Linked DNA regions of Homo sapiens: region 1 is linked to region 2. A link is an interaction called in ENCODE POLR2A ChIA-PET data of the cell type or tissue named here. Cell type or tissue: GM12878. All regions are shown on one strand. Links, peaks and the distances in the headings refer to the core of each region. The heading gives the core; the rest is flanking DNA.

Evidence for each region. ChIA-PET counts read pairs that join two places held together with the same protein. Peaks named below come from ENCODE experiments on the same cell type or tissue, not always from the same donor. Only the 100,000 strongest peaks of a DNase experiment are listed, where the experiment ranks them.
Region 1: POLR2A ChIA-PET joins it to region 2 with 6 read pairs; 7 of 35 experiments call an interaction of 5 or more read pairs at or near these places.

What each region holds. Positions count from the first base shown.
Region 1 is chr20:10,442,323-10,447,710 of GRCh38, forward strand. The region is part of intron 1 of SLX4IP (SLX4 interacting protein); the gene reads left to right. Among named protein-coding and RNA genes, the nearest start is that of SLX4IP, 9.7 kb to the left of the region's middle. In GM12878, for the core only: a CTCF peak has its summit at 4,944; a DNase peak (open chromatin) is centred at 4,889; H3K4me3 peaks cover 702 bases; H3K27ac peaks cover 1,747 bases.
Region 2 is chr20:10,357,031-10,362,418 of GRCh38, forward strand. No RefSeq gene overlaps it. Among named protein-coding and RNA genes, the nearest start is that of MKKS, 74 kb to the right of the region's middle. In GM12878, for the core only: no CTCF peak of the experiment used is centred there; a DNase peak (open chromatin) is centred at 2,911.

The DNA.
Region 1 (5,388 bases), core at 58-5,057, 85 kb after region 2:
TAATCTACTTCCATTCCCTTCCCAAATTAATTTTTTAAAGCTCTTAGGATCTTTCTCACTCCACTAAAAACACACATGTAATCATATTTTTGGTAGGTCATACCCTATCAAAGTCTCCTCTTTGTTAAAGAATGCTTGTTTTCAGGCCTGAGAGAGTGGACTCAAGAATGCACAATAGAAGATGAGGCATCATTTGTAAGTTATAATATACTCTAACTTAGCATACTTATGTAAATTATATACTTTCAGATATTTGGAAAATTGATCTTTTTGGGTTGTCCTACACTTCTTAAAAACAGGCAACAAAATAAAAATGCCACTGAATTTAGACTTGAATTGCCAGCTCTGGTAGCAAAGGCTTTTTAACATTTATTCTGTAAACCTGGTCACTGAGCTTGTTGCATCCTGCTGAAAGCAACTTTGAGGGCCTAGGAAAATAATCATTGAAGATGCATTGTTGCTTTTTGTGTGCGTGTGTGCACACTTGCTTTTTAATGATCAGTAAAAAAAATTTAGAAAAGCCTCAGGATGTTCCTTGATTTAAAACTTAATTAAGATAGAAGCTAATAATATCTTTTCCATTTAAATGAATGTTAAAATGCCAGTATTTTAAAGACAAAGAAATTTATGCACCAAAAACATCATCTTTGTGGTATAAACTTCAACCACACCTCTAATCTGTTGCCCATTATTTTCAATATGAAACACTAGGATCTTCTGGGTATGTGTTTATATGAATTACAACTCTCAGCTTTGGCTGTATGATTATATATAACTGAAGTATTATTTATTTGGTGAAATAGGTCCAGAGTGCTTGACCTCTTTTTTGGAAGGCTTACTGTGGAATTTGGAATTTAGGGACAGTAAAGATACGTTGGATAAATAGGTATAAATCTAAAAAAAAACAAAAACAAAAACAAAAAACCACATTCTGATTTAGTAACATCAATGGACCCAAGTCAGCAAACTTTTAATGCATAACAGTGCCACACCCCAAATATTAAAGAGGAGATGAATGGACCCTGTCCCTGGGAATCTTATAGTCAGGGAGAGGACCAGAGTTAGTTATAATTCAGTGGGCTAAGCGTGAGAGTAGAGGTGGTTCAGGTGTGTCCCAGAGAAGGAGCAATTCACTTGGTTCATAGAAGGCTCCAAGAAACAGGTGGCATCTGAGTTGGGTCTCAGAGGATAACTCAACTCGCTTTAGGAGAGGACATTCCACAGTGCGGCATGCATGGGTGAAGGCAGGGAGAGCTGGAGCTGCATGTTCAAGGACATGTGCCAGGAGTTGGTTATGTGGTGGCATTACAGGTGTGAAGTTGCCTGTGCCATAAGATGGAGGTTTGGGCAGGGGCACTGATATTGTTCGGATTTGTGTTCCTGAGCAAATCTCATGTTGAATTGTAACCCCCAGTGTTGGAGGAGGGGCCTGGTTGAAGGTGATTGTTCATGGGGGCAGATTTCCCACTTGCTGTTCTCAGGATAGTGAGTTCTCTCAAGCTCTGGTTGTTTAAAAGTGTATAGTACCTCTCTCTTCTCTCTCTTCCTCCTGCTCCAGTCATGTAGGATGTGCCTGCCTCCTTTTGCCTTCCACCATGATTGTAAGTCTCCTGAGGCCTCCCCAGCCATGCTTCCTGTAGAGCCTGGAGAACTGCGAGCCAGTTAAACCACTTTTCTTTATAAATTACCCAGTCTCAGGTAGTTCTTTATAGCATTGCAAGAACAGACTAATACAAGCATTGACAAAAGGGCTTCTGATGCTGTGGGAAATCCCAGTGAAGAGTTTTGAATAGGGGACTTATGCTCAGATACCTCTAATGTTGGGTTTGGGGATGGGGAAGTACAAGGATAGAGATTAGAGGTACTTTAAGAGGCTGTAGTTGTAGGGGTCTGGAGCTGCTGGCATCACCATGTGTTTTAGTCTGCCTGTGCTGCCATAACAAAATACCTTAGACTGAGTAATTTATAAACAATAGGAATTTATTGCTCACAGTTCTGGAGAATGGGACGTTTAAGATCAAGGCACCAGCAGATTCACTGTCTGGTGAGGGGTTTCTTTCTTTCTTTTTTTTTGAGCTGGAGTCTCGCTCTGTCACCCAGGCTGGATTGCAGTGGCACAATCTCAGCTCACTGCAACCTCTGCCTCCCGGGTTCAAGTGATTCTCCTGCCTCAGCCTCCTGAGTAGCTGGGATTACAGGTGTGTGCCACCATGCTCAGCTAATTTTTGTATTTTTAGTAGAGGTGGGGTTTCACCATGTTGTTCACGCTGGTCTCGAACTCCTGACCTCGTGATCCGCCCGCCTCAGCCTCCCAAAGTGCTGGGATTACAGACATGAGCCACCGCGCCTGGCCTGGACTTGCTTTCTGCTTCGAAGATGATACCTTCTTGCTGTACCCTCACATAAGGTAGAGAGGCTGGGGAGCTTGTTTGAGCCTTTTTTAAAATAAGGGCACTGGTCCCATTCATGAGGATGGAGCCCTCATTATTTATCACTTTCCAAAGTCCCCACCGTTAATACTATTACACTGGGCATTAGGTTCCAACATATAAATTTGGGGGGATACCAACATGTAGACCATAGCACCATGTTGTGATTTTTCCTTCTCGTGGGAGGCGGATGGGCCCATCCATGACTGTCATCTGTTCCATCCCAGATAACAGGCTGTGTGCATGTAGTAAGGGAAGAGAACATGTGTTCCCCACAGATTCTCCGTCAATTCTTCTGTGTTTAGATATCACAACTAATTGGGTTTTGTAAAAGAATAGTGAGGGACATGCCCCTCAGCTCCCAGAGGATATACAAGTCTCATGGTTGGATGTTGCACAGTGGTTGTCAAGGCCTAAATAACAGAAGGGATGAGAAGCTCTCCTTCCACCCCCTACTGCCTTGCCAGACCTGCAGAGACTTTGTTGGGAGGCAGGGGCACCTTACTCTGGGGACCACCTCTCCCCATTTTTCTGTTGGATTGCTTTTTCTTTTTTCTTTCTTTTTTTTTTTTTTTTTTTTTGAGATGGAGTTTTGCTCTTGTTGCCCAGGCTGGAGTGCAATGGCGCGATCTTGGCTCACTGCAAACTCCACCTCCTAGGTTCAAGCAATTCTCCTGCCTCAGCCTCCCTAGTAGCTGGGATTACAGGTGTGCACCAAGACGCCTGGCTAATTTTTTTAATTTTTAGTAGAGATGGAGTTTCACCATGTTGGCCATGCTGGTCTTGAACTCCTGACCTCATGATCCGCCCGCCTCAGCCTCCCAAAGTGCTGGGATTACAGATGTGAGCCACCATGCCCAGCCGATGAGATTGCCCTTTTTTTTTTTTTTTGAGATGGAGTCTCACTCTGTCACTCAGGCTGGAGTGCAGTGGCGTGATCTCGGCTCACTGCAACCTCCGCCTCCTGAGTTCAAGCGATTCTCCCGCCTCGGCCTCCTGAGTAGCTGGGACTACAGGCACATGCCACTAAGCCCGGCTAATTTTTTGTATTTTTAGTAGAAACAGGGTTTCACCATGTTAGCCAGGCTGGTCTTGAACTCCTGACCTCAGGTGATCTGCCCTACTTGGCCTCTGAAACTGCTGGGATTACAGCCATGAGCCACTGTGCCTGGCTGAGATTGCTTTTTTTTTTTTTTTTTTTTTTTTAACTCAGCCTATTTCCTTAAAATCCATCCAAGTTGCATGTATCAATAGTTTATTCCCTCTGCCTGAGTAATATGCCAGGGTATAAAGGTACTGCAGTTTGTTTAACCATTCACACGTTGAAGGATGTCTGGGTTGTTTCCAGTTTGTGGCTGTTAAGAATAAAGTTACTATGATGGCCGGATGCGGTGGCTCATACCTGTAATCCCAGCACTTTGGGAGGCTGAGGTGGGTGGATCACAAGGTCAGGAGTTCAAGCCCAGCCTGGCCATGATGGTGAAACCCCGTCTCTATTAAAAACATAAAAATTAGCCAGGTGTGGTGGCAGGCACCTGTAATCCCAGCTACTTGGGAGGCTGAGGCAAGAGAATCACTTGAACTCGGAGGGCAGAGGTTGCAGTGAGCCGAAATTGGGCCACTGCACTACAGCCTGGGCAACAGAGTGCGACTCTGTCTCAAAAAAAAAAAAAAAAAAAAAGTTACTATGAACATTTTTGAACAAGTTTTTACGTGAGCCTAAGTTCTCATTTCTCTGGGATAAATTCTGAGGAGAGCAATTTTTGGGTTGTTTAGATTGATAAGAAACTTCCAGTCACTTTTCCTGAGTGGCTGTACCACTTTTACAGTCCCACCAGTGATATATGAGAGATCTATTTTCTCTGCACCCTCACCAGCATTTGGTGTTATTGTTTTTTATTTGTCTTTCTGGTAGATATGTAGTGATATCTCATTGTGGTTTTATTTTACATTTTCCCATGGCTAATGATGTTGAATATCTTTTCATATGCTTTTTTACCATCTGTATATCCTTCTTGGTGAGATATCTGTTTGTCATTTGCCCATTTTCTGATTGGACTGTTGCTTTTTACTATTGAATTTTGAGACTATGTATTCTAGATAGAAATCCTTTGTTAGATATGGATTGCAAATATTTTTCTCCCAGTTTTCTTAGAAAAGTTTTAATTTCAATATGGCCAAAGCTGTCATTCTTTTTCTTTATGGTTTACATTTTCTCTGTCTAGTTAAAAAACTCCTTTATGATTTTGAGTTCATAAAAATATCCTCTGAAAGGTTTTAGTTTCACACCTTTGAGTTTTTAACCCATCTGTAATTGATTTTTGAGTCTTGTATGAGATCGAGTCCAATTTAATTTTTTCTCAAATAGATATGAGCAGTTGTTTGACCACAGTTTATTGAATGAGTCATCTCTTCATTTCACACTAATTTCACAGTGCTGCTCCCAGCATGCATCAGTTTCATAAATGCATGCATTGGTTTCTGGTGTGTGGAGTCTGCCCCCTCTGCCTGTTTGTCTGCCCGTTTGCCAGTACGTTAGTTTTTTTACCTTGCATTGTAGCAGTTTTGCAAGCCCCATCTTTTGTTTTTTTCTTCCTTTTCTAGAAGTGTCTTGATCTTTTTTAGTCTTTCTCAGTTTCCCTGTTCAAGTTTGTGTTTGGAGTTGCATTAAATTAGTAGATCAGTCAGAGGATGTCTCGTATATATTTTTTTCATTTTATTCCTAGATACTTTTTATTTGTGGGATGCTAGTTTAAATGATATTTTAAGTTCTACATTTTCTACTTGTTGCAAAGAAGTTGTTTCTACTGGTTCATCATTAAGCATTTTGTTACATTTTTGTAGATGCTTTTTTTAGATTAAGAAATTCCTTTGTATTCATAGATTTCTAATGTTACCTTTTTATTTTTTTCTGCTTCTACTGAAATGTTTATGTGCCTTTTTTCTTCTTTAGTTTTTG
Region 2 (5,388 bases), core at 184-5,183:
GTTAATCCACTGAAATTTGGAGACGATTTATTACAGCATTTAGTGTTACTTACTGTGATGGTTAATTTTAGGTGTCAATTTGCCTGGATTAAAGAATACCTAGAAACCTGGTAAGGCATTTGTATTAGTTCATTCTCACACTGCTATAAAGATACTATCTTAGACTGGGTAATTTATTAAGAAAGGAGGTTTAAATGACTCACAGTTCTGCATGGCTGGGAAGGCCTCGGGAAAGTTACAATCATGGCGAAAGGCGAAGGGGAAGCAGGCACGTCTTACATGGTGGCAGGAGAGAGGGAAGAAGGGGGAAGTACCAGAAATTTATCAAACAACCAGATCTCGTGAGAACTCACTCACTACCACGAGAACAACATGGGGAAAACCACCCCCATGATCCAGTCATCTCCCACCAGGTCCCTCCCTCGACATGTGAGGTTTACAATTTGGATTACAATTTGAGATGAGATTTGGGTGGGCACCTAGCCAAACCATATCAGCATTGTTTCAGGATGCATCTGTGAGGATGTTTCCAGAAGAGATTAGCATGTGAGTCTGGATGAACTAGGTGGGGAAAGTGGTCTGGCATCATCCAATCTGCTGGGGGACGCCCCAGAGAACAAAAGCAGAAAAAAGGTGAATGTATCAACCTATCTGCTGGAGCTAGGATACACTCTTCCTCTCTTGTCCTTCAACAACATATATATATCTTCTTGACTCTGTCTCTCTGAAGAACTCTGATACACTTACTCTAACTCAGTGTTGTCAAATATAGCTTGAATATAGGCCTTCTGATATTGTAAATAAAGTTTTATGGCAACACTACCATGCCTGTTTGTCTGTGTATTTTCTATGGCTGCTTTTGCACTACAGTGACAGGGTTGAGTAGTTGCAGCAGAGATCTCATGGCACACAAAGCCTACAGTGTGTACCATGTGGCCTTTTAGGAAAAAATTTGCTTATCTCTGCTCTAATTAATATACCTATGAATGGTAATTTAGCTCCAAATTTTATATTTGGTTGTTTAAAATTTGTTTACATATTAATAAAATGTTGACTTAAATTAATAATTAGCATATTCTTACAATTTGCAAAAAAGAAAACTCTGACCATAGCACATGGTGGCAAGGCTATGAAACAATAGGGACCCCTATAGGCCACTATGGGTAAATTACATATAAATTAAAACAACTTTGTAAAATAAGCAATATCTTAAATGGATAAGTTATGGCATAGTTATAAAATGGGATACTGTACAGGCTGGGCTCATTGGCTCATACCTGTAGTCTCAACAGTTTGGGAGGCCAAGATGGGAGGATCACTTGAGCCCAAGAGTTAGAGATCAGCCTGGGTAACATAGTGAGTCCCCATTTCTACAAAAAATAATAAAAAAAAAAATTAGCTGGGTTTGGTGGCATGCACCTGTGGTCCCAGCTACTTGGGTGTCTACAGTGGGAGGATCCCTTGAGCCTGGGAGATAGAGGCAGCAGTGAGCTGTGATTGTATCATTGCACTCCAACCTGGGTGGCAGAGGAAGACTGTCTCAAAAAAAAAAAAAAAAAGGAATACTAGAATACTATACAGTAGTTAAAAAAAATGACCCACAGTTATATGCATCAACAGAAATAAATCTCACAAATATATGTTGACAAAATACAGCAAGTTGAAGAAAATTTCATACAATATATTACCTTTTAGGTAAAGTTTTAAAAGATGCATAAAATTCTGCATAATTTCTTAGGGATACAGTCATGTTTGAAGATAATTGCAGGGTAATATCAATCACCAAATTTAAGATAGTGGTTCCCAACCAAAATGCCCATGAATGATAGACTGGATAAAGAAAATGTAGCACATAGACACCATGGAATACTATACAGTCATAAAAAAAGATGAGTTCATGCCCTTTGCAGGGACATGGATGAAGCTGGAAACAATCATTCTCAGCAAACTAACACAGGAACAGAAAACCAAACAACCGCATGTTCTCACTCATAAATGGGAGTTGAACAATGAGAACATATGGACACAGGGAGGGGAACATCACACACTAGGGCCTGTCAGGGGGTGGGGGGTAGGGGAGGGATAGTATTAGGAGAAATACCTAATGTAGATGACGGGTTGATGGGTGTAGCAAACCACCATGGCACGTGTATACCTATGTAACAAACCTGCACGTTCTGTACATGTATCCCAGAACTTAAAGTACAATTTAAAAAAAGAATAAATAAATAAATAAATAAATAAGACAGTGGTTTCTCCAAAGGGAGGGAGTTGTAACTGGGGGAGAGAATACAAGAGTTTCAAATGTAAAGGTTAAATTCTACTTCTGAAGCTGGGTAGTGGGTACATGTTATATTACCCCTGTGCTATTCTTTATACTTTTTTGATTGTTTTTAAATGTCACCATAAATTTTATTTTATTAAAAAATAACATTTAGTACAATATAAATTGCTTTAAGTTTATAAAACAGAAATGTTCAATTAAATCAAACACTTGCTTGGTGGATTTGTTATCATGAGTAGACCATGAGCTCATCCAACTTTTAAAAACGAAAATACAAATGGAATTATTTGCATTCAACGGAAGGTGCTGCTATTTGGACCTTGGATTAACTCAGTCTATAAATAACCTCGAAAAAATAATAAACAACAGTCTTGAGATCTTATGCATTGATTCATAGTAGAGGTTATTTTGTAAAAAGGCTAAGATAACTTTGCCATAACCTAACTGTATACTCATACTACAAAAATAATTCAGTTGGCTTAGGTTCAAAATCCAGCCACAGTGTCGCTATTGTGCTGAAAGGTCTTTGCTTGTTGTTATTTCTCACTACTTCTGAAATCCATTACAACCCTTTGGTTATCTTCAGTGCTGTTGGTTCTGTCTAATTATTCCCTAGAGATAGACTAGAAAACACAGATATGAAAGTAAGGCTTGAGATTTTAATGACAGCAGGTTGGAGGTGGGCAGTGAAAGTGACTGACAAGTAGATGATCTTTCTGCATAGACTCTATGCCAAATAAGAAGGTCTACAGTCATAAACATTTATATATTGACAACTTTGGATATAATAATTCTAATAATAGCTTTATAGAGTTTTACAGAAACAGTAATTAATAGATCTTGATATTTCACTTCCTGCTGATGTCTTAGACCTGATTTTAACAGAACCTAAAAATAGTTTCTAATCTGAATTCATTAAATACACTCACACTTAATAGGAAAAGAACACTGAATAACACATTCAAGTGTCAGGATTTAAAAACTCAAGCCAAAAACCATTTGGTTAATCAGGACTTCTCTATTTATTTGTTTATTTATTCTCTATTTCCTAATCATTTAATATCTGACCCACAACACAAATGCAATGCAAAGAAGGCTCCTTAAATGGATTTTTATATAGATCTCAGAATTGCTTCTAATGGCAAAAATGGAAGACAGAACAAATGCAAACCTCCTTTCCCTGCTGCTTCTAAAATTCTGTTTTGGAGAAAGCATGTATTTTAGTAAAGCATAGGAAAGAGCTTGATTTCTTCCTTTGTGACAAATAAAATGGAATAAATACACATTTCTTCCTAACACCTTTTATATTCAAAGGATAAGCAGACTTCTAGAGGAACAAAATGATGTTATTAAATGAAATGCAAATGTTGAAAGAGTATATGCATTATATATCTTAGTGCAAAGCCTTCCGATGCTTGTCAGATCAATTCTGCAACCTCATTACACACTTACACATTTAGGGGATTTCTGCTTTAAATATTCTCACAGTTTTCAAACATTTTCAGCACCTTAGCAGGAAACTCAGAGGCCACTGAACCTGCTAAGGATAAACTTAATACTGGTTGATGCCGGAGCCCAGGTGAAGTCCTGTGCTCCAGAGAGCCTTTAAGAAGATGGTAGTTTATTAAAGTTATCAGACCTGGGGGAAGATGACAGTAATTGGGGGAGAAGATAATTCTTGCAGTTTGAAAGGAACAATCATTTCTTATCTTTGATGTTACAAACTCAGAGGTAATAAGGCAAGATTCATCTTTGCCAAGTTGACCACCAACCCTGAGTCACTAAGACCATGAGCCCTGTTAAAGATAAAAACCAACAAGTAAGGAAATTGATGTTATTCAGACTATCAAAACTAGGAGAAAACCCCACAGTGTCTTGGCAAGGTAGTTTGCCTTACACATTTTTTTTTTTCAGACAGAGTCTCACTCTGTTGCCCAGGCTGGCAGTGGCATGATCTCAGCTTACTGCAACCTCCGCCTCCCAAGTTCAAGCGATTCTCCTGCCTCAGCCTCCTGCGTAGCTAGGACTACAGGCGCGTGCCACCAAGCCCAGCTAGTTTTTTATATTTTTAGTAGAGACAGGATTTCACTGCGTTAGCCAGGATGGCCTCAATCTCCTGACCTCATGATCATCCTGCCTCGGCCTCCCAAAGTGCTGGGATTACAGGTGTGAGCCACCATGCCCGGCCTGCCTTACACTTTCATAGGGAGGTGTAGACACGTTATAAATGGGGTGATTTACAGTTAGGTTATTTTGCAATTAGGAAAATTCTCTGTTAGCCGAAAAGAAAATGTTTATCTCTATGTCTAGCTATATTCAAGGGTACAGGTAGTTCTAATCTCAGATAATCATTCATGAGACAAACAAAAGAGAGGTGGAGGGTCTGTCTCTGGCCTTTGAGCAGGTTCAAGCCAAAGAAGAAAGGTCTATATTTGGCCTTGTCACAGGTGAACAAGGGAGGCCTCCATGCAAGTGTGATAGGAGTCATCAGAAAGTGGACAGCCAATCTGACCTAACTCTATGAGGGAGGATGGCTCTTTGCCATAAACCTTTTCCTGGAACAAAAAAGAGTTGGGGGGGATTTTGGATGACAAAATGTTGTGAGGATTTCTTAACTGTGCTGTTTTATGGGAGCACAGGGCTCAGGTCAAGTTCAACAATGTCAACTCATTTACTCATCTGCTTATCCATCTACACCAAATTGCCCACCTTACCTGGGAACAAAACTAGTTCTCTATTGTCACATTCAATCTTGTCTAATCAACCTTGTCTGATCAGCAGCAACATATCAGAATTACCAAAAGTCAATACTGAAAAGGCCAGACTTCCAATGTTAGTCAGCATTTATTTATACCAAGGTAAGCTCCTAAAATTTATACATAAATTAAATGCTTATAGAATAATTTGGAGGTCTCATGGAATAATGATTACAAGTCTGTGCTCTGCTGTCAGTCTTTCTCTGAATTTGCTCTTTGCAGAACTTTCTATGTCCCTGTTTCCTCATCTCTAAAGTGAGGATATTGCTCTCCCATCCTTACATGGTCATAATGAGGATTAATTTTGATAATGTGTCTAAAACGGCACTTGTCAAACTTTAATGTGTT